2 separate regions of the Homo sapiens genome follow, and region 2 is linked to region 1. The links are chromatin loops, found by intact Hi-C in ENCODE. Cell type or tissue: Calu3. All regions are shown on one strand. Each heading gives the region's core, and the rest is flanking DNA. Links, peaks and the distances in the headings are about the cores only. Region 1 overlaps EPOP (elongin BC and polycomb repressive complex 2 associated protein). Region 2 overlaps ARHGAP23 (Rho GTPase activating protein 23).

Region 1 (10,407 bases), core at 1,601-9,600:
CTACACTCAGCCCCTCTTCTTCTTATTTTTGTTTTTTGTTTTTTGAGACGGAGTCTCGCCCTGTATCTAGGCTAGAGGGCAATGGCACAATCTCAGCTCACTGCAACCTCTGTCTCCTGGGTTCAAGCGATTCTCCTGCCTCAGCCTCCCAAGTAGCTGGGACTACAGGCACCTGCCACCGTGCCCAGCTAATTTTTTTTTATTTTTAGTAGAGATGGGGTTTCACCATGTTGGCCAGGCTGGTCTCAAACTCCTGACCTCAAGTGATCCACTCGCCTCGGCCTCCCAAAGTGCTGGGATTACAGGTGTGAGCCACCGTGCCCAGCCTGTCTCCAGGCTCTTGTGTCAGGTGTGTGTGCATGTGTGTTCATGTGTGCGTGCACGTGCGTGTGTGTGTGCATGTGCATAGGAGCAGGAGTCTGAGCCCGTTTGGGAACACGCTTGTCCATCCCTGTCCACCTGAGCTCTGGAGCCCAGCACCTGCCCTCCACAGAGGCCTTCCTCTCTTCTTTCCGGTGTCCCCAACCCCTCCCTCTCTCCTAACGCACTGTAATCGTGCTGGATCCTGGGTTCGTTCTAGAGCCTTCCTCATCTCTGCCCTTCCTCATCCAAGTTCCTCAAAAGAGATGCATGGGCTGGATCTGCTTCTTTCCCTCCCGTTTCATCCCTACTCCCCAGGAAGATCTCACTAGAGTCACTGGTGCCATCCTGCTTGCCAAGGCCAGTGGACCTTCCTCATCCTGTATCTGATCTTGTTTTTTTTTTTAAGACAGGATCTCACTCTGCCACCCAGGCTGGAGTGCAGTGGTGCAATCACTGCTCACTTCAACCTCCACCTCCCCAGGCTCAAGTGATCCTCCCACCTTGGCCTCTTAAGTAGCTGGGACTATGGCTTGCGCCACCACACCAGCTAATTTTTGTATTTTTAGTAGAGACGGGGTTTCACCATGTTGCCCAGGCTGGTCTCAAACTCCTGACCTCAAGTGCTCCACCCGCCTTGGCCTCCCAAAGTGCTGGGATTACAGGCATGATCCACCATGCCCGGCTCTATCCCATCTTTGTGTGACATTCCACCCTGTTTTCCTCCTTTCTTGATACTCTCCTCCTTTGATTATTGGATGAGTTAGGGTAAGTTGTGTTCGTTAGGCCAATATTTTATTTTATTATGTTTTAATTTTCCATTGTATTAATTTGGCTAATTATTTTTTCATTAGGTTAATTCTCTGTATTATTTGGGCTATGCTAAACTGTTTAGCTTAGTCTAAGTTGTACTGGTTAGGCTAAACTCCTAGAACAAAGAGATCCAAAAAAAGATGATGGCTTGAAGAATGTAAAATTTGCTTCTTTCCTGTGTTGCAGGTGAACACTCCAGGTCAGCCGGGAGCTCTCACAGCCATTCGGGGACCAGGCTCCTTCCATGTGCTGCTGTGCTGCCCCCTAGGGCCCTGCCAGTGACTCAGGACCGAAGCTGAGTGACTGCCATGCCGGGTTCCAGCCAGCAGGAAGGGCAAGGGAGTGTGGGGCGGGCAGGCCCAGGGTCTTAAAGCCCAGGCTGGGAGAGGCACACACCCCTTCCCCTTCGCAGCCCAGTGGTGGGAATTAAATCACATAGTCATACCTGACCGCAAAGGGGCTGGGAAATGTGCCTACCCAGTTGGCACAGGGAGCTCAGATTTGGGTGGACAATGAGCAGTGGTCACCAGAGCCCCCAGAGCCTCCCCCTCTCTCCCTCCTCTCCACCCTCTCTCTCCCCACTCTCTCCCTGGCCATTCCTCCCCAGCCCCCGCCTTTTTTTGTTGTTTTTTTTTTTTGAGACAAAGCCTCCCTCTTTTGCCCACCACAGGCTGGAGTGCAGTGGCATGATCATGGCTCACTGCTTCCTCGACCTCCTGGGCTCAAGTGATCCACCTCAACCTCCCACAAAGCTGGGACTACAGGCACGAACCACCATGCCCAGCTAATTTTTTTTTTTTTTTTAATTTTTAGTAGAGACAAAATCTGACTATGTTGACCAGGCTGGTCTCAAACTCCTGGGCTCAAGTGATCCGTACTCCTTGCCCTCCCAAAGTGCTGGGATTACAGGCGTGAGCTGCCACGGCACTTGGCTCCCCTTTGTAAATGTGCCCCAGGGCTCTGTTCTTGGCCCTTTTCTCACCCCACATGCATGCCTTGGCCATTCCCGTCCAATCCTGTCTGATGCCCTAAAGCCTCCCTACCTCCAGCTCAGGCCTCTCTCAGCCACAAACCCACGCAGGCAACAGGGCCAAATCTGGGACTCAAGCCACACTCCTCCTCTGCCTCACCCCACATTCAATCTGTCACCAAAGCTGGTGAGTCTACCTTGTAAGGACCCCCTCACCGAGACTGTCCTCTCCTTCTCCCCGCCGACCCCGCCCCCGAATGGGTTCTCACAGCCTCCACCCCTGCCCCCCTGCCTCTACCCCCAGGGACTCCACACCAGCCTCCCATGAATCATGAAATGTGAGTATTCACCCTGCCTGTTCCTGAGCCCTCTTCTCTCACAGTCTGATTGGGTCACCCTTCAGGGGCTCCCTCTTGTCTTCAGAATCAACTCCTTACCCTAACATATAAGACCTTTTGTGATCTGACCTCGGTCTACTTCATCTCTTGTCACATGTACCCTGTGCTCCAGCCACTCAAATCTTGGCACTTTTGTGTGTGCTCTGCCCCAGTGCCTCCCGGCCTTCACTTCAGGGATTCCTATATCCTTGAAGACTCAATTCAGAGAGCTCCTTCTCTGAGAAGCCCCCTCTGATGCCCTGATGCTCTTCCCACATGCTCCACTGTTCCCTCAACCTCACCAGTCTCCACCTCTATGCCTGTCTTGTCCTGATTGCTCACTTACCTCTCTCCCCTGCTAGGTGGTGAGCTGTCGGAGAGCAATATGAGGTTTTAGTTATTTCTCATCTCCAGTCCTTAGCCCATTGTTGGAGACAGTTAACGCTTAACGCTTGAGAAATGTTAGCTCCTTTCTCTTCTCCTTTAAAACTGTGACACAAAGGCTGGGCACAGAAGCTCACGCCTGTAATCCCAGCACTTTGAGAGGCCAAAGCGGGTGGATCACTGGAGGTCAGGAGTTCGAGACCAGCCTGGTCAACATGGCAGAACCCCGTCTCTACTAAAAATACAAAAATTAGCCAGGCGTGATGGCTCACACCTGTAATTCCAGCTACTCGGGAGGCTGAGGCAGGAGAATTGCTTGAACCTGGGAGGCAGAGGTTGCAATGAGCTGAGATCACTCCACTGCACTCCAGCCTGGGCAACAGAGCGAGACTCTGTCTCAAACAAACAAACAACAACAATAAAAACTGTAACACGTAGCTTTATACATAAAACTAAAATCTGGAAACAGCCCAAACATCCATCAACAGGAAAACATATACATTGCAGAATATTCATTCAATCAAATACTACACGGTGATAAAATGAGTTAACTACAGCTTCATGCAACAGCATGAATGAATCCCATGCATAATGTTGAACAAAAGAAGCCAGACCCAAAAACGTACCTTCCATTCTTATGAGGGTCAAAAACAAGCCGAACGGATCTTCGGTGACAGAGGCCGGCATGGTGGTCATCTCCGGGTCAGGAGATCAACTGGGAGCAGGCCTCACACAGCCTCCCAAAGGCTGGAAGTGTTGCTTATCTAGGTCTGGGTGGCGATCACACAGGTAATGTACATGTGTAATGATCATCAAGCTGAAATTCTGGTGCATTTTAGAGTAGGTAACTTCCCTCTGTTTGTTTAAGTGCCATGATTTTGTAATAAATCATCGTGGAAGCCGGGTAGAGTGGCTCATGCCTGTAATCTCAGCACTTTGGGAGGCTGAGTCAGGAGGATCCCTTGAGATCAGAAGTTCAAGATCAGCCTGAGTAGCATAATGAGACCCCCATCTCTACAAAAAATAAACAGAGCTCACGCCTGTAATCCCAGCACTTTGGGAGGCCAAGGTGGGCGGATCACTTGAGGTCAGGAGTTCTAGACCAGTCTGGCCAACATGGCAAAACCCTGTCTCTACTAAAAAAATAGAAAAAAAAAAAATTAGCCAGGCATGGTGGTGCACGCCTATAGTCCCAGCTTCTCAGGAGGCTGAGGCAGGAGAATCGCTTAAGCCTGGGAGGTGGAGGTTGCAGTGAGCCAAGATTGTGCACTCCAGCCTGGGTGACAGAGCGAGATTCCATCTCAAAAAAAAAAAAAATTGGCCAGGCACGGTGGCTCACACCTGTAATCCCAGCCCTTTGGGAGGCTGAGGCGGGTGGATCACAAGGTCAGGAGTTCGAGACCAGCCTGGCCAACAGGGTTAAACCCCGCCTCTACTAAAAATACAAAAATTAGCCAGGCATGGTGGCAGGCACCTGTAATCCCAGCTACTCAGGAGGCTGAGGCAGGAGAATTGCTTGAACTCAGGAGGCAGAGGTTGCAGTGAGCCAAGATTGCACCACTGCACTCCAGCCTGGGCAACAGAGCAAGACTCCGTCTCAAAAAAAAAATTAAAAATAAACAGAATTAGCTGTGCATGGTGGCACGTGCCTGTGGTCACAGCTACTCGAGAGGGTGATATGGGAAGATCTCTTGAGCCTGGGAGATCAAGGCTGCGATGAGCCAAGATCGCACCACTGTACTCAGCCTGGGTGACAGAGTCAGAGCCTGTTTCAAAAAAAAAAAAAAAAAATCACCATGGATGGCAAGTCTGCGTCTGAGAGGCACTTTCTGTTACAGAGTCCCCTGATTTTAGGTGATGACACTGAGCCCCAGAGAGGGTAAAACACTCAACACTCAGCTTGAGTCGCTCAGCACATCTGTGGAGAGTCCACACCCTAAGGAGGGGACTGCATGTCCTGCTTTCCCCATGCCACTCTAGGGACCTTGGGGGCAGGCTCTGTGTCTTTGTGTCTCTGGAACAGAGCTCTGGGACCTCTACATATTGGTGGGGGCTACTCCCACCCCATAACAGGTTGCTGCTGGGTGGTGAAACATGGCAGCAGTGTGGTCATTTAGAGCACAAACTCAAAGGACACAATTCCGTAGCTGTATGGGCTTAACCTCTGTGAACCCCAGTTTTCTCATCTGCAAAATGGAGCTAATAGTACCACGGTTGGGCGCGGTGGCTCACACCCGTAATCCCAGCACATTGGGAGGCCAAGGTGGGCAGATCATTTGAGGTCAGGAGTTCGAGACCAGCCTGGCCAACATAGTGAAACCCCGTCTCTACTAAAAAATACAAAAATTAGCCAGGCATGGTGGCCCACGCCTGTAGTCCCAGCTACTAGGGAGGTTGAGGCATGAGAATCACTTGAACCCAGAAGGTGGAGGTTGCAGTGAGCCAAGATTGCGCCACGGCATTCCAGCTTGGGCAACAGAGTGAGACTCTGTCTCAAAAATAAATAAATAAATAAATAAATAAATAAATAAATAAATAAATAAATAATAGTACCTACCTCATGTTGTGTCCTGAGGATTACATGAGCAACTAAGCATAATATAACAAGGCCTGGTTCCAAGGAAATGCCATTACAGTGCTTGCTATGATAACCACTCAGGAGGAAACCTAGTCAGACAGACCAGAGCTACTTTGCTCCTCCACTGGCTGTGTGACCTCAGGCAAGTTAATTAACCTCTCTGAGTCCCATTTCCTCATCTGCTAAACAAATAGTACTTATCTATTGCTATGAAAGCAAAATAATGCCTGTAAAACACCTGACACCTGCTTAAGTTCCTTGTGTGCAGAGACCACGTCTTGCACATCGATCCCCCTCAGGGCTCTCACTCCATGGCCTGGGAGAATGAATCCCTTCCCCAGCCACCCTTCTCTGGCTCGCCATCCTCTTTCTGGTGCTAGCAGACAGCAGCATCTAGTGGACAAGCTCTGGAACTGCATTCTGGCCAAGGGTCACTCGCCAAGCTGCTGTGCAGTCATTTAAATGAGGCTTTTTAAAAATGCTTTAGACAAGGGTGGAGGGGTCAGGAGGAACGGAGGTGGGGTGAAATGCATTGGGCAAGTATTCATTAGGTGCCTGCTGTGTGCAAGGCACTGATCCAGGACCTTAAAAAATGAAGCAAGAGATACAAGATCACTGTAGAAGGACACAAGAAAAATCACAAATAATTATAACTTTGTCATCAATACCCTAACTTTTTATCTTAGAGAAAATGTGAACACAGCATAGGGGGACTTGGCACACTGGACAGTGTCTTCTCAGGAAGTGTTTTTTGTTTTTGTTTTTGAGACAGGGTCTCGTTTTGTCACCCAGGCTGGAGTGCAGTGGAGTGATCACAGCTCACTGCAGCCTTGATCTCCCTGAAGTGGCTGAGCAATCGTCCCACTTCAGCCTCCAGAGTAGTTGGGACTACAGGTGCACGCCACCACACCCAGCTTGTTTTTTGTTTTTGTTTGTTTGTTTGTTTTTGGTAGCATCAAGTTCTCCCTATGTTGTCCAGGCTGGCTCAAACTCCTGGGCTCAAGTGATTCTCCCCGCCTTGGCCTCCCAAAGTGCTGGGATTACAGACACAAGCTACCTTGCCAGCCTTCTCAGGAAGTTTTTACAATTGCAGGGGCGATTTTTTTTTGAAATGGTTGTTACATGTCAATGACTCTCAGTTAAGGCCAAGGCAATAAAATGAAAGCTTAGGTCAGGAAGGTTCTGCCTCGAGTCCCCTGACCCAGGTTCTCCATAGACAGAGGGGAGCGGGAGTGTCTGGCCCCAAAGCCGCACTCGCCCTCCACACTCCACAGTCCCTTCCTACCAGACACAGAAGAGTGAAGAGGGTCTAGAGGTGGCATGAAGCACATCTAACTGGGGGAATCAAAAAATACTTCATGGGAGAGATGACATTTTGCATTGGAGAATGAAGGTAAAGAAAGCAGGGAGGGGCATGCTGGGGGCGCTGGGGAAGGAAGTGCATTCCAGCCTAGTAGACCAGGTATACCTTCACTGGTATAAAGCGAAGTAATGGGAACCAAGTTGGTTGAGGGAGCTGGGGGTTAAGGCCAAATCACAGAGGGCTCCAAATGACAGGCCAAGGAGGCTGCATTTAATACTATCAGGGGACCCACTCAGTAAGAAGGTAAACTGATCTGAGGGCATCAGAGAAAAACCAGACACCCAGAAACTATTAATAGTTAGGTGGCTACTGTCATAGTCCAGCCTAGAGGTAGGGGACACTGCACCATGATGGAGTGGAGATTAGAGACAGAATTGTGAGATCCTTGGGAGGGGAGAAGCAGGGGGAGGCTTGGAAATAGATAGCTGTGGGTCAAATGGGAGGACCCAGCTGAGAATTCAAGGTGCTGAGTCCAGGGGAAGTAATGGGGAGAAAAGCAGAGCTGTAACCAGAATGTGGACTTGACCAGGGGGACTGCTGTGGGCAGGGAGCTGTGGGCAGGGACCAGGAGCTTGGTCTTTGACAGGGGCAAATGAGTTGCCATTGTCCCTGTGGAGATGCGGGACCAAGGCTCAGGAGGGGTGCTGGAGGGAGAGGAGGCAGGGACAGTCAAGTGGGAGTCATTTACCCATATAGGTGCAAGCTGATGACCTAGGGGAGGAAAACAGAATCCTGCGGGCAGATAGGGTGGAGGGCAGGCGCCACCGGACTTCATCGGACTTTGTCTTTTTAAAGCTTCTGGGGGAGGGGGGCAAGAGAAGGAGGAGATGGAAGAAGACAGAGGCGGGACCTTTGGGGACAGAGACCCTTGTGAGTGTCCAGCAGTGTCACAGGCTATGCAGAAGTCCAGGAGTGGTGGCAGGGAGGCAACTGTTGAATTTGAGGTTGGGGGCTCTCCTGGCTGACCTTGGCAAAAGCGGTTTCAGGGACAGAAGTCAGGCTGCAGAGGTCTAAGAGGTGAGAGGCAGAGGAGCTGGAGGCGGCTGATGCTCCCGGGAGGAGGGAGGAGACGGTAAGCAGGGCTGGGATAGGGGAAGGTGAGCGAGGGGTTACTCTGGGGGTCCTGCCAGACCCTGAAGAGGAGGGTAGAGACCCAGAGGCACATGGAGAGGAGACCCTCTGAGACCCTTTGAGACAGAAGGAAAACAGGTGATGCTGTAAGAGCTTAGAGACCCAGACAGAAATAAGACTATGACCACCACATCCCTGACAAACCAACGTGGTGGCCACCAGCCCTAGAGGACATGGGACTGGAGGAAGGGAGGGGTAGAAGCAGGGGCTGAAGACACCTGGGAGGGAGAGCAGACTTCCTCAGACCCTCTCGGGCTCCAGCGTATTGGCGTGGGAGAGGGAGTCCCAGATTCCCGGGAGCTCAGAGCCTAGGGAAAGCCAGGGGTCCCTTTCCCCTTTCCCCAGGCGGCTCCTGTTCGGAGAAACTTGTGGCCCTCGCTTGGAAGCACGCTTTTCCCTATTCCAACCCCAAATACTCAGTACCTGTTTGCTTCCCCCAGAAGTCTGGGCAAGTTTCTTTCTTTTCTGGGACTCAGTTTCTGGGGTGGGCTGAATGATGGAACCCAAAAAGATGTGTCCAGGTCCTAATCCCCAGCCCCCACTCCCCCAGAGCCTGTGAATATGACTTCATTTGGAAAAAGGGTCTTTGTAAATGTAACTTAATTAAAGATGTCAAGACGAGATCATCCTGGATTGTCTGGTGGGCCCTAAAGCCAATGACAAGTGTCCTTGTGACAGACAGGAGAGGGGAGGGCCATACCATGGGAGAATGGGAACTCTGCAGCCCCAAGTCAAGGAACACCTGGGGCCACAGAAGCTGGAAGAGGCACGGAGGGGGCCCTTCCCGAGAGCCTTCGGAGGGAGTTCGGCCCTGCAATGCCTTAGGTTTGGACCTCTGGTCCCAGTAAATGGAAGAGAAGAAATATCGGGGTTTGTTGTTGTTGTTTGAGATGGAGTCTCACTCTGTCGCCAGGCTGGAGTGCAGTGTGGTATGATCTCGGCTCACTGCAACCTCCGACTCCCGGGTTCAAGCGATTCTCCTGCCTCAGCCTCCAGACTAGCTGGTATTACAGGCATGCGCCACCAAGTCCAGCTAGTTTTTGTATTTTTAGTAGAGACAGGGTTTCACCATGTTGGCCAGGATGGTCTCGATCTCCTGACCTTGTGATCCACCCGCCTCGGCCTCCCAAAATGCTGGGATTACAGGCGTGAGCCACCTTACCCGGCCGCTTAAATATCTGTCTTTTAAGCCACCAAGTTTGTTATGATTTGTCATGGCAGCCCTGGAAACTAACGTAGTTCCCTATTCTGTAAAATAACTAGAATTAAATCTTATTTGGCCAAAAGGTGTGTTTTTTAACTCGCCACCCCGCCCCCTTCCAGGTTGAGTTGTAACCCTTTCACTTGCAGGGCGGGGGTGGGGGAGTGAGGGTGGGGGCAGGTGATGCAGGGAGGAAAGAACCTAAATTAACAGCATCTCCTCCTGCCCCGAAGAGGAGGAAAGTCCAAGAAGAGTATTTCATGCCCACCAGCCCTTCCTCCTTCACCCAGAGCTCACACCATCATCCCGTGCCCGGCTCCAGGCAGGCGGGTGGGGCAGACGCTGACCCGGAGCGCGTTACTAAAACCAAGGGGTCTTTGAAAATCAGGGAGTCTGCCTTTCCAGACTTCTGACAGCCCCCCTCTTCACAGCGATTCTCTCCCCACCCCTTGTGTCTTCTTCCTCCCGTTCTCCATTCTTGGGGGGCAAAATAAGATGGAGACTCCCGAAGCACAGGGTGGAAGGCACTCCCCCACCCCTTCTTCCTCCTCCTCCCACAACACAGCTGGAGGGGGAGGGGAGGTCAGCAGGGTTCACAGAGGCCAGATGTTAAGGAAAAAGAGAGAAGTGCCCACCCACCCCACCCCCACCCTCACCCCCAAGGAAAGAAAAATGAAAGGAGACAGTTTTTAAAACAAACAAAACTTTTATGGTCCAAAACAGTTTTTCTCAAGAATCTGCTCTATGCAAACAATAACAACTTTTTACAAAGCATTTTCACAGAAAAGGAGACAAGTCCTTCCCCAGCGTGGGAATTGTTCCTCTCGCACCTCGTTTTCGGGGGAAGAGGGGGCGCTATTCACTAGTGCGGGATGGAAGGCGCACTGGGTCCCTCAGTTGTTCGGCAGCTCCAAAAGCCCCAGCTTCCCTTCATACCTCAACTTGCCATCTCCCTAAGACCTAAGCTCCCCTGACCTCACCTGGGTGGAGGAGAAAGCACTTCCAATCCTCTCTGACTCAAGATCCTCCTAGCTGGAGGGCATGGCAGAGGGCATGATCCAGGCCTATCTCACCCCTCCCCTGGAAAACAGAACCTCTGACCCCAAACCTAATCCCCTGGCCCTGCCCCTTTCGGATCCATCAGATCTCTGACAACTCCCGCAATCCCTGAGGCTGGGGTGTTGCGGGGGGAAGCTTAAGGTACCTCAGCCCAGGTTCCATCCAGACTCA
Region 2 (10,407 bases), core at 835-8,834, 220 kb before region 1:
TGGCTCACTTCAACCTCCAACTCACAGGTTCAAGCGATTCTCCTGCCCGGCTAATTTTTGTATTTTTAGTAGAGATGGGGTCTCATCGTGTTGACCAGGCTGGTCTAACTCCTGACCTTAGGTGATCGGCCTGCCTCGGCCTCCTAGAGTGCTGGGATTACAGGCTTGAGCTACCGAGCCCAGTCGGAACTTTTTTTTTTAGACAGTCTTGCTCTGTCACCCAGGCTGGAGTGCAATGGCGTGATCTCTGCTCACTGCAACCTCCTCCTGGGTTCAAGCGATTCTCCTGCCTCAGCCTCCCGAGTAGCTGGAACTATAGGCACGCACCACTGCATCTGGCTAATTTTTGTATTTTTGGTAGAGACAAGGTTTCACCATGTTGGCCAAGCTGGTGTCTAACTCCTGGCTTCAAGTGATCCTCCGAACTCGGCCTCCCAAAGTGCTGGGATTACAGGCATGAGGCACTATGCCCAGGCTCTGCTTAGGAACTTTTAAACACTATGCCCTACAGCACCTTTATTTGTTGCATGTCTATGTCTTTGGTTTTATAAAACCAGGGACTGCTTTTGTTAGTTTTTGAAAATCCTCAGACTACGGGACTGATTTGTTGAGCAACTTCTACATGCCAGGCACTCAATGCTGAGTCCTCTCCAGGACCCAGTTTACAGCTGAGGAGACTGAGGCTTGGAGAGGGAAAGGACTTGACCAAGGTCATGCAGTTGGGACCTGAAACCTGGCCTCTGACTCGTCTTCCCTTGTGTCACTGGCCCCCCTAGCCCGGTGCCAGGCCCTTGGTGGCACCCAGTGAACAGTCCTAGAATGAAAGAAAGAGGAACCGGCTCTGAAGGTGACTGCTTTCTTTGGGGGCACACAAGTGGCCGGACAGGGGCCGTGGACTGGGCCTCCAGCCTCTAAGCCCAGTGTGTGTCCCACCGGGATCACTGATGAGGAGAGGGATCTAGAGGCCGGGACTGGGGATGTCGTAATTTCCAGGTGCCCAGCTGTCTGTCAGACCTGTGAGCTCCAAGGAGAGGCTGACCTGGTGCTGGGGTGGTCAGAGATGGTGTCCAGGGCAGGCAGAGCCTTACCACGACCTTTAGAGGCCTCCAGAGGCTGCACAGCGTCAGTGGGATTTTGGCCACGGGTGACCAGAAGGAACCTCCAAGCCTGGGAAATGCAGCTGCAGTGGCCACAGCGCAGGTGGGCAGAGGCCCTGGGTTGTGCTGCAGGTTGGGCACTGCCTTTTGCTGAGTGACCATTCGGCCTATGCTCCCAGCCCCACAGGGATCCACCAATCAGACCTGCCTGCTGCTGTGTATTTGCATCTCACTTGCATGACAACACCCCTTGCTCTGTCCCCAAGTGTGCTTCCCCAGCCCATGCCCCATTCCCCATTTCAGGCCCCCTGTGCAGAGCTCCCGTGGGAGGGGCAGAAAGGCCCACCTGGGCTGCCAGCCTGGCGCACTATTCATAGCTCAGGGCTGGCGTACTTCACATACTTGGCGTTTCTCATGTCTGGCTGGCCCAAGGCAGCCACCCCTCTGTTGTCCTCCCCTCCCTCCTCTCTTCTCTCTTTCCCCCTTCCCCTCCTCCCTTAACCTCTTCCCCCACCTTCTTCCTCTCAACCAATCTTCCTGAAATCTACAGATGTCCAAGTCCCTCATCATGGAAGAGCCCACATAAGGAAACTGAGGCCCCAGAGAGGGCGGGGACTGGAGGGAGAAACCAGTAGTGATGAGGCGTATAATGAGGTGGCCGAGAGTCTGGGCTCTGCCCACAGCTTCAATCCTGAGCTGACATTAGCTGTGGCACCATGGCAGATTCCTTAGCTTGCTAAGTTAAACAAGCGTTTCAGAAAGTCAAGCTGAGACCTGGAGGGTAAGGGTTGAGTCAAGGGAAGAAGGGGACGGGGAGGGGGCAGGCAGGCACTGTATTATAGTCCAGGGAGAGGGGAACTTGGATGTGGGGAGCAGGCTCTGAGTCTCAGGACAAGGGCTTGGCACGTTGCAGAACCCACGAGGAGGGCTCGTGGCTGGAGTGTGGCCAGCTGGGGTGAGGGCACAGAGATGCAAAGAGGATTGAAGCAGCTCCCCCCTTTTTCCCCACCCCTTTCTCCCCCACTCCTTTTTTTTGAGCCTGGATCTGGCTCTGTCGCCCAGGCTGGAGTACAGTGGCACAACCATGGCTCACTGCAGCCTTGAACTCTTGGCTCAAGCAATCCTCCCACCTCAGCCTCCCAAGTAGCTGGGACTACAGGCGTGCCCCACGGCACCTGGCTAATTTTTACTATTATTTTTGTGGAGATGGGGTCTTACTATGTTGACCAGGCTGGTCTCAAACTCCTGGGCTCAAGGGATCCTCCTGCCTCTGTCTCCCCAAGTTCTGTGATTACAGGCATGAGCCACCATGCCCGGCCCCCCTTTCTTCCTTATTCCAGCACCCCCGACTTCTGGATCTGGTTCCCTCTGAGGAAGGGGTGGGGATATAAAAAGCCCCTGCCTCTGCCAGACCCCTCCTGGGGACAGGGTTCTGGTTACCTCTAACTCTCTGAGGAAAGGCTCATTCATTCTCCAACATTTAGAAACAGTGTGCAGAGCACCCACCCTGGGCCAGGAACCAGGGATTTGACCACCAGCAAAGCAGACATGGTCCTTGCCTTCCAGGACCTACAGCCCTGTGGGGAGATGTTGGTCAAAATAAGCTCATAAATAAGTAGACACTGACAAGAGGGTGCACAGGTAACTGACCTGGTCTGGGGCCAGAGGAGGTGTGCCTGGGGAAGTGACATTTTTGTTAAGAGCAACAGGGTGGGTAGGAGTGAATCAGGGCATGGGTTGCATTCCAGAAACAGCATGTGCAAAGGACCCGAGGCTGGAAGGGTGCCTGGTCCTCACAGGAGGTGGAAGGAGGCCAGGGTGGCCAGAGCACAGAGGAAGAGGGTGTGGTGAGTGTGGGGGCCAAGGCGCGTCCCACAGGGCCTGGTGGTCATAATATTAAAATAATCAATCTGGACTGTCAGATGCCAGAGAGGTGACTGCCGCTTGGAGCAGGGCAATGGTGTAATGAAGTGAGCAGACTCCAGAGACATCTAGGAAGCAGAGTCTACTCCGATGGGGGGATGGAGCGCTGGGGCCATAATACCTGATTCTTGGTTCTCAGCAACTTTTTCAGGCTGCTATCTCTGTCTTTATTTTATAGCTGAAGAAATAAGGAAACTTGAGTGACCTTGAGTGATGATCTTGAGGTCACACAGCCAGAAAAGGGCCAGGGCCAGTACCAATGGCAAGTGTGGCCTTTTCTCTGTGTTAGCCTTCTTGATGCCAGGACAGTGGTCACTTTCTCACCATCCTCCCTGTCCCCAAGCCTCGGTGCCCCTGCAGGTCACCCAGCATTCCCTGCCTAGCACCCAACCCGGTGGAGAGCCAGGAGTTGCAGGTGGTGGGTGCTGGGTGCTACCTTCATTTCCAGAGGTTGGTTAAATGAGTTAGCGCATCTAACAGCAGCTGCCTGGGGCATAGTAAGCACTCAGCAAGTATTCTTGACTGTGTGGCTGTTATCCTGTCCCCAAATGTGGGGCCAGGCAAACTGGCAGGGGGAGGCGGGAGGAGGATCTGGAGTGAGGATGATGCCATCTGTCTTCTTCTGACCAGAGAGCCCAGCCCAGGGGGCTCCCTCATGGTAGTGACCCAGGGGAGGCTGTTTGTCCCTGCAGAGCCACTGTCCCTGCCACCTGTCCAGCTGCCTCTGGGCATCACAGACTGGATTAGGGAGTGGTTCAGTTCATAGGCAGGGCCACATGTGTGAAGGGGAAGGCAGGGGTAACCGGGAGGGATGGGCAGGGCTGGGGTGAGGGGGTGGGTGGTTTCAGGGGTGGGGCTGACAGCCTCTCCCTGAAGGGAGCCCCATGTGCCCCCGGGAGACTTTCGGAATCTGCTGAGACCTGCCCTGGGAGGGGACATGGTCTTAGCTTGACTGGGACCCAGCTCTTGCCTGAAGGAAACCAGTGTGTGCACCTGTTACCTCTGCCCAGGCTGTCAGACAACAGGAAGCACTCCTGGGGGGCGGGGGGCAGGCGGAGTCACACCTAGAGCTTTCCCCTAGTCTCCTCTGAAATGCACTGTCCAGCGTGAGACCAGGGGATGGATCTGCTGACCTTAGAGAAGAGTCATTGCAGGCATTCCCCTGCCTCTAGGAATGACTGCTCCAGTCTAGTCTGAAAAGGGGCTCTGGCCTCTCTCCTTGACCAAAGGGAGACCCCGAGATTCCACAGTTGCTCTGTCCTTCTGCAGGAGATTCTTCTCCTTTGTAGGAGATGGGGAGGGGAAGATCCCAGGGCAGGTTGGAGCTGAGGGGCCTGGGGAGCGAGGTTGAGGGAATGAGGACCCTTCTGCTCGCTCTGGGTTGTCAAGGAGACGAGGCATGCCAGCGCTGGGCCAGCAGGGGGCTCTGCTGGCCACGGGACCTGCCTGCCAGGCAGCCGAGATGTGCACCCTTCATTGTGCGGGCTCATTTCCAGGAGTGCCTGAGAGGACGCGGCGGTGTCTCTGTGGGCACACCCTTGTGTGTATGTTACAGGTGGGTGTGAGCGTGTGGCGCGTTGGAATGGGCATGTGTGTGCTTGGTGGGTTTGAGGGCCCCCACACTGAGCCAGGTTTCTGCCAAGAAAACTCTTCCAAGTTCCTGCCGGCAGCCTTGGAAGAGTTTGTGCATGACTGGGGATGGCAGCCTCTGTGGATGGCAGGCCCCCATCAACGCCAAGGACCTGATGCGTGCCAGGTTCAGGCTGGGCGATCCCCCTGTGCGGGGACCTCTAGGGCTCCAAAGATGACAGTAGAGACTCTGAGGAGGTGCAGTGGAGAAGGGACGGCAGGGAAAGGTCTTCCAGGCAGGAGGTGCCCAGCTCCTGGGCAACCTCTGTGGGCAGAGACTTCTCCTGGGCACCAAGGAGAGACCTGTTCATTTGTTTCATCTTTCAACATTTTTTTTTTTTTTGAGACAGAGTTTTGCTCTTGCCGTCCAGGCTGGAGTGCAATGGCGTGATCTCGGCTCACTGCAACCTCCACCTCCTGGGTTCAAGCAATTCTCCTACCTCAGCCTCCAGAGTAGCTGGGATTACAGGCACCTGACATCACGCCCAGCTAATTTTTGTATTTTTAGTAGAGATGGGGTTTCACCATGTTGGCAAGGCTGGTCTCAAACTCCTGACCTCAGGTGATCCAACTGCCTCGGCCTTCCAAAGTGCTGGGATTACAGGCCTGAGCCACCGTGCCTGGCCTTTTATTTTGTGTGTGTGTTTGATTTCTGACTTGGCCTTTTTAAAAAAATCACAAAATATATAATACGGCCGGGTGCTGTGGCTCACGCCTGTAATCCCAGCACTTTGGGAAGCCGAGGTGGGCAGATCACGAGATCAGGAGATCGAGACCATCCTGGCTAACACAGTGAAACCCTGTCTCTACTTAAAAAAAAAAAAAAAAAAAAAAAGATAGCTGGGCATGGTGGCTCGCATCTGTAGTCCCAGCTACTCAGGAGGCTGAGGCAGGAGAATCGCTTGAACCGGGGAGGCAGAGGTTGCAGTGAGCTGAGAGCACGCCATTGCACTCCACACTCCAGCCTGAGCAACAAGAGCGAAACTCCATCTGAAAAAATATATATATATAAAACAAAATTTATAATTTTAACCATTTTTAACTGTAAAGTGGCATTAAGTACATCCATATTATTGTGTTATCACCATAAGTGGTGATATTCCACTATCACCGTAAGTGGAATAATATAATATTTATTCATTCATTCCTTTTTTTTTTTTTGAGACAGGGTCTTGCTTTGTCACCCAGGCTGGAGTGCAGTGGTGTGATCACGGCTCACTGCAGCCTTGACGCCCTGGGCTCAAGGGATCCTCCCATCTCAGCTTCCTGAGGAGCTGGGATTATAGGTGCATGCTACCACGCTCTGCTATTTTTTTATTTTTTGTAGAGACAGGGTTTCACCGTGTCGTCCAGGCTGGCCCTGGACTCCTGACCTCAAGTGATTCTCCCACCTCAGCCTCCCAAAGTGCTGGGAATACAGGTGCTGGGATTACAGATGTGAGCCACCAAGCCCAGCCAATATTAATCCTTTCACTTAGCATAATGTCTTCAAGGTTCATCCACATTGTAGCATGTGTCAAATATCTTTCTTTTTTTTTTTTTTTTGAGACAAGGTCTGGCTCCCCTAGGCTGAGGTGTAGTGGCGCGATTTCAGCTCATTGTAACCTCCATCTCCTGTGCTCAAGCCATCCTCCCACCTTAGCCTCCCAAGCAGCTGGGACTACATGTATGTGCCACCACACCTGGCTAATTTTTTTTTTTTTTTTTTTTTTTGGTAGAGATGTTGTTTCACCATGTTGCCCGGGCTGGTCTAGAACTCCTGGGTTCAAGTAATCCTCCCACCTCAGCCTCCCAAAGTGCTGGGATTACAGGTGTAAGCCACCCCGCCTGGCCTTCACTTATTTTAAAAGGCTAAATAATACAATTATTATTATTCATATCATGTATGTATTATATGTAATACAATAATACAGACAATTTCATTGTATAGATATACCTCATTTTATTTGTCCATTCATCCGTAGATGGACACTTGGGTTGCTTCCATTTCTTGGCTGTTGTGAATAACACTGCTACAAACATGGGTGTACAAACATTTCTTCTAATCCCTGCTTTCAGTTGTTGTGGATATATACCCAGAAGTGGAATTACTGGATCATATGGTAATTCTGTGTTTAATTTTTTTTTTTTTTTTTTTGAGACGGAGTTTCACTTTTGTTGCCCAGGCTGGAGTGCAACGGCGCGCTCTTGGCTCACTGCAACCTCCGCCTCCCTGGTTCAAGCGATTCTCCTGCCTTAGCCTCCTGTCCATGTTTAATTTTTTGAGAAACTGCCATACTGATTTCCATAGCAACTCCACCATTTTATTTATTTATTTTTTATTGCTTTTTTAGAGAGGGAGTCTTCCTCTGTGGCCCAGGCTGAAGAGCAGTAGTGTGATCATAGCATCATAGCTCACTGCAGCCTCCAACTCCTGGGTTCAAGGGATCCTCCCACCTCAGCCTCCCAAGTAGCTGGGACTACAAGTGTGTGCCATCACGTTTGGCCAATTTTGCATTTTTTATAAAGATGGGGTCTCTATATGTTTCCCAGGCTGGTCTTGCACTCCTGGCCTCCCAAACACTGGGATTACAGGTATGAGCCACTGTGCCTGGCCACAGACACACCATTTTACATTCCCACAGCAATCCAATTTCTCCACATCCTCACCATTAAGAAATAATTTTTGAGCTGGGCATGGTGGCTCATGCCTGTAATCCCAGCACTTCGGGAGGCCGAGGCGGGTGGATCATTTGAGGTCAGGAGTTCGAGATTAGCCTGGCCAACATGGTGAAACCCCATCTCCACTGAAAATACAAAATTTAGCCGGGCGTGGTGGCACGTGCCTGTAATCCCAGCTACTCGGGAGGCTGAGGCAGGAGAATCACTTGAACACAGGAGGTGGAGGTTGCAGTGAGCCGAGATCTCGCCACTTCACTCCAGCCTGGGCAACAGAGACTCCGTCTGAAAAAAAAAAAAAAAAAAAAAAAAAAAAGAAATAATTTTTGAGAGCCCGCTATGCACAAAGCTCTCTAGGAGGGCAAATCCATTCTGAAAACCCAGCAGCCATTGTCCTTAGGGAGCTCTCAGTCTAAGGGGGAGACTCAGGCCAGGCCCTTGGGCATCCTCCAATCTGAGGGGAAAGACACAGGCCATGCCTTTTGGGAGACCCTAGACTGATGTGGGGCAAAAATCCCTTGTTTTCAAGGAGCACACAGTCTGATGGAGGAGGCATAGCTTCTTCCCTTTGAGGAGTCTGCAGACAGGCCTAGAGACCAGAATGGAGACCCCAGAGACAGCCAAGGGCTGCTGAGTGGGTAAATCAGGGGTACGGAGGGGTTGTGGTAAGCCCTGTCCCAATGCCAGCCTGCTGTTGCCTGGGCAATGGCCCTGGTGTTTACTTTGTGGCTGGCTAGACGCACCCTTTTCTGTAAGTGCTCATTTCCCACCAAGAGGAAAGAGGCTCCTCTTTAGTTTCCCCTTCCTCTGTTGTCCCTGAGGGAGGAACTGGCCCTCCTCTGGCACTGGAGACCCTGCCAGCCTGGCACCTTTGCCATGCTCCTTGCCTGCTGGGAGAGGCCCCATCCTGGGGTCTCATGTTGCCCACCCCTTCCCTACTCCCAGAGGGCCCATAAGGTAGTGCTCTGGGCTTGCCAAAGTTCAGCCAAGGAAGTGGGAGATCCTACTGAATCCTCCCTGCTTGGGAGGAACTGGGGCACGTCAAGAGCCTGTAGGAACCTGAGGCTGGCAGTGGGAGGTGGGGGTGATGCCGGGAAGGATGAGCTTGCCTGGGTCTATGAGCGTCCACATGTGTCACCGTGTCTTTGTGTATCCATGGCTGAGTGTCTGCATGTCTGAATGTCAGTGTGACTGTGATGACTATCCAAAAAGCCGTCGAAACAGCCTGCATTTATTAAATCCCTACTATGTGCTCTGAGCCTGTGCTAAGACTTTCTTTAATTTACTTAATCCTCCCAACAACCTTTGAGGTGGAAATACATGTCATTACCATTTTATTGATGAGGAACCAAGGCTTAAAGAGGTTAAGTAACTCACCCAAAGTCTCATATCTAGAAAGTGGTAGAGATAGGGCTCTGACTCAGCCTCCAGAGGACTCCAGATCCCGTGTGTCAGCCCCTGAGCTGTGCTGCCACTGAAAGAACTTGGGGAGTTTTTTTTTTTTTTTTTTTTTTGAGACAGGGTCTTGGTCCGTCACCCAGGCTGGAGTGCAGTGGCGCGAACACAGCTCACTGCACCCTTGACTTCCTGGGCTCAAGTGATCTTCCCACCTTAGCCTCCTGAATAGCTGGGACCAGAGGTGCACGCCACCATCCCCGATTAATTTTTAAATTTTTTGTAGAGATGGGGTCTTGCCAAGTTGCCCAGCCTTTTTTTTTTTTTTTTTGAGACCGGGTCTCACACTGCAGCCTTGACCTCCCTGGGTTCAGGTGATCCTCCCCACCTCAGCCTCCTGAGTAGTTGAGACCACAGGCATGCACTACCACACCTGGCTAATTTTTATATTTTTTGTAGAGACGGGGTTTCGCTGTGTTGCCCAGGCTGGTCTTGAACTTCTGGGCTCAAGCGATCCTCCTGCCTTGGCCTCCCAGAGTGCTGGGATTATAGGCATGAATCATCATGCCCAGACAGATTTTGAGGATTTTGTGCATTTGGCATTATCTCAGCCCACCTCCCTGATGGTGGTGGGATGTCTGGAGTGACAAGTGCTTCCTCATCTCCCTTCCCAGGCTTCCGTGGCTCTGGCCTAGTTTGAGGGAGAGGGAGCACAGTCCATCCTAACCCTGGGCAAGAGTGGCCCTACAGGGGAAGAGCACTGGGTCTGGGGAGACCCTGGGAACCATCCCCTACCCGTGGGCCAGACATAGTGCCAGTGCGGGGTGCCCAGGTTCCCGGTGATGGGGGTTATGTGTACATGGAGGGCGCTGCGGAGACACAGGCTTGCTTGGCCGGCTCATCAACTTGGCCTGCTGGGGCTTGTCAGGCGGGAGTCTCTACCCAAGCAATGCTGGGAACCAGGCATCTGAATGGGGCAAAAGGGTGGAAGAGGCCTGAGGGGGCCGCCGCCCTTGACTGAGGAGACTGGAGCAGGGTTCAGAGGCCCAGGCGTGGGCGGGGCGGGCATGTGTCAGTATCGCATTGCCTGCATGCCTGGGATGCACGGATCTGTGGTGGGATTTGCCCTGTCTGTGTGCGAGGTTGTGGAGTGGTCATGGGTCTGCGTTTGGTGGTGTGCAACTGGTGTACAGGACCAGATGGAGCTTCAAACATGCTGGATGACTCTCTTGGGGTGGGGGCATTGTTTGTCACCTGGCAGTTTGGGGCCCACATTCTGGGAAGAGTGCTGAGCAAGCTGGAGGAAGGAAAAGCAGGCAGAATCGACCCTGAGCCCCTCTCTCACTTCCTTAACCACACGCCCTGCAACACGTCAGTTTCCTTCTTGCTCCTATCTCTGACCCTTGGGACTCAGGACGCTCTCCTCCCCTTCCCCAGTGCCTACTTGCTTCTACTCCTCCAGTCCAGACCATCCTCTCCTGTGAGGGATAGCCTGGGAGGTGTCTGGCCCCACCCTCAAAAAACTGTCACCTCCCAGAGAGAAGAGGCCCTGTGCACCTGAGAGCAGGGCTCCCTTGGTTTGTGGGGGTCTCCCTTGGTGGGGGTGAAGGCAGCCGGCTTTGGCCAGAGTCTAGAACTTGGGGATCCCTAAAGGTTTCAGGAGCTGGGACAATATTCCTGAAAGACTCTCCAAAGTATCTCAGCT

The links. A loop is a pair of places that touch in the nucleus more often than their neighbours do. Peaks named below come from ENCODE experiments on the same cell type or tissue, not always from the same donor. Only the 100,000 strongest peaks of a DNase experiment are listed, where the experiment ranks them.
Region 2: a loop joins it to region 1, with 3 times the contacts of the local background. A loop is called at or near these places in 14 of 110 quality-filtered maps.

Annotation. Positions count from the first base shown.
Region 1 is chr17:38,661,840-38,672,246 of GRCh38, forward strand. EPOP (elongin BC and polycomb repressive complex 2 associated protein) reads right to left here. Exons shown (of 1, transcript NM_001130677.2): 1 at 9,864-10,407. Among named protein-coding and RNA genes, the nearest start is that of EPOP, 7.9 kb to the right of the region's middle. RefSeq lists an enhancer at 5,717-6,011 and a silencer at 9,957-10,251. In Calu3, for the core only: CTCF peaks have their summits at 5,893 (motif pointing left) and 7,485; a DNase peak (open chromatin) is centred at 5,852.
Region 2 is chr17:38,439,843-38,450,249 of GRCh38, forward strand. The region is part of intron 1 of ARHGAP23 (Rho GTPase activating protein 23); the gene reads left to right. Among named protein-coding and RNA genes, the nearest start is that of ARHGAP23, 17 kb to the left of the region's middle. RefSeq lists enhancers at 927-1,429, 9,194-10,135. In Calu3, for the core only: CTCF peaks have their summits at 4,442 (motif pointing right) and 8,131; DNase peaks (open chromatin) are centred at 2,864, 4,059, 4,469 and 8,019.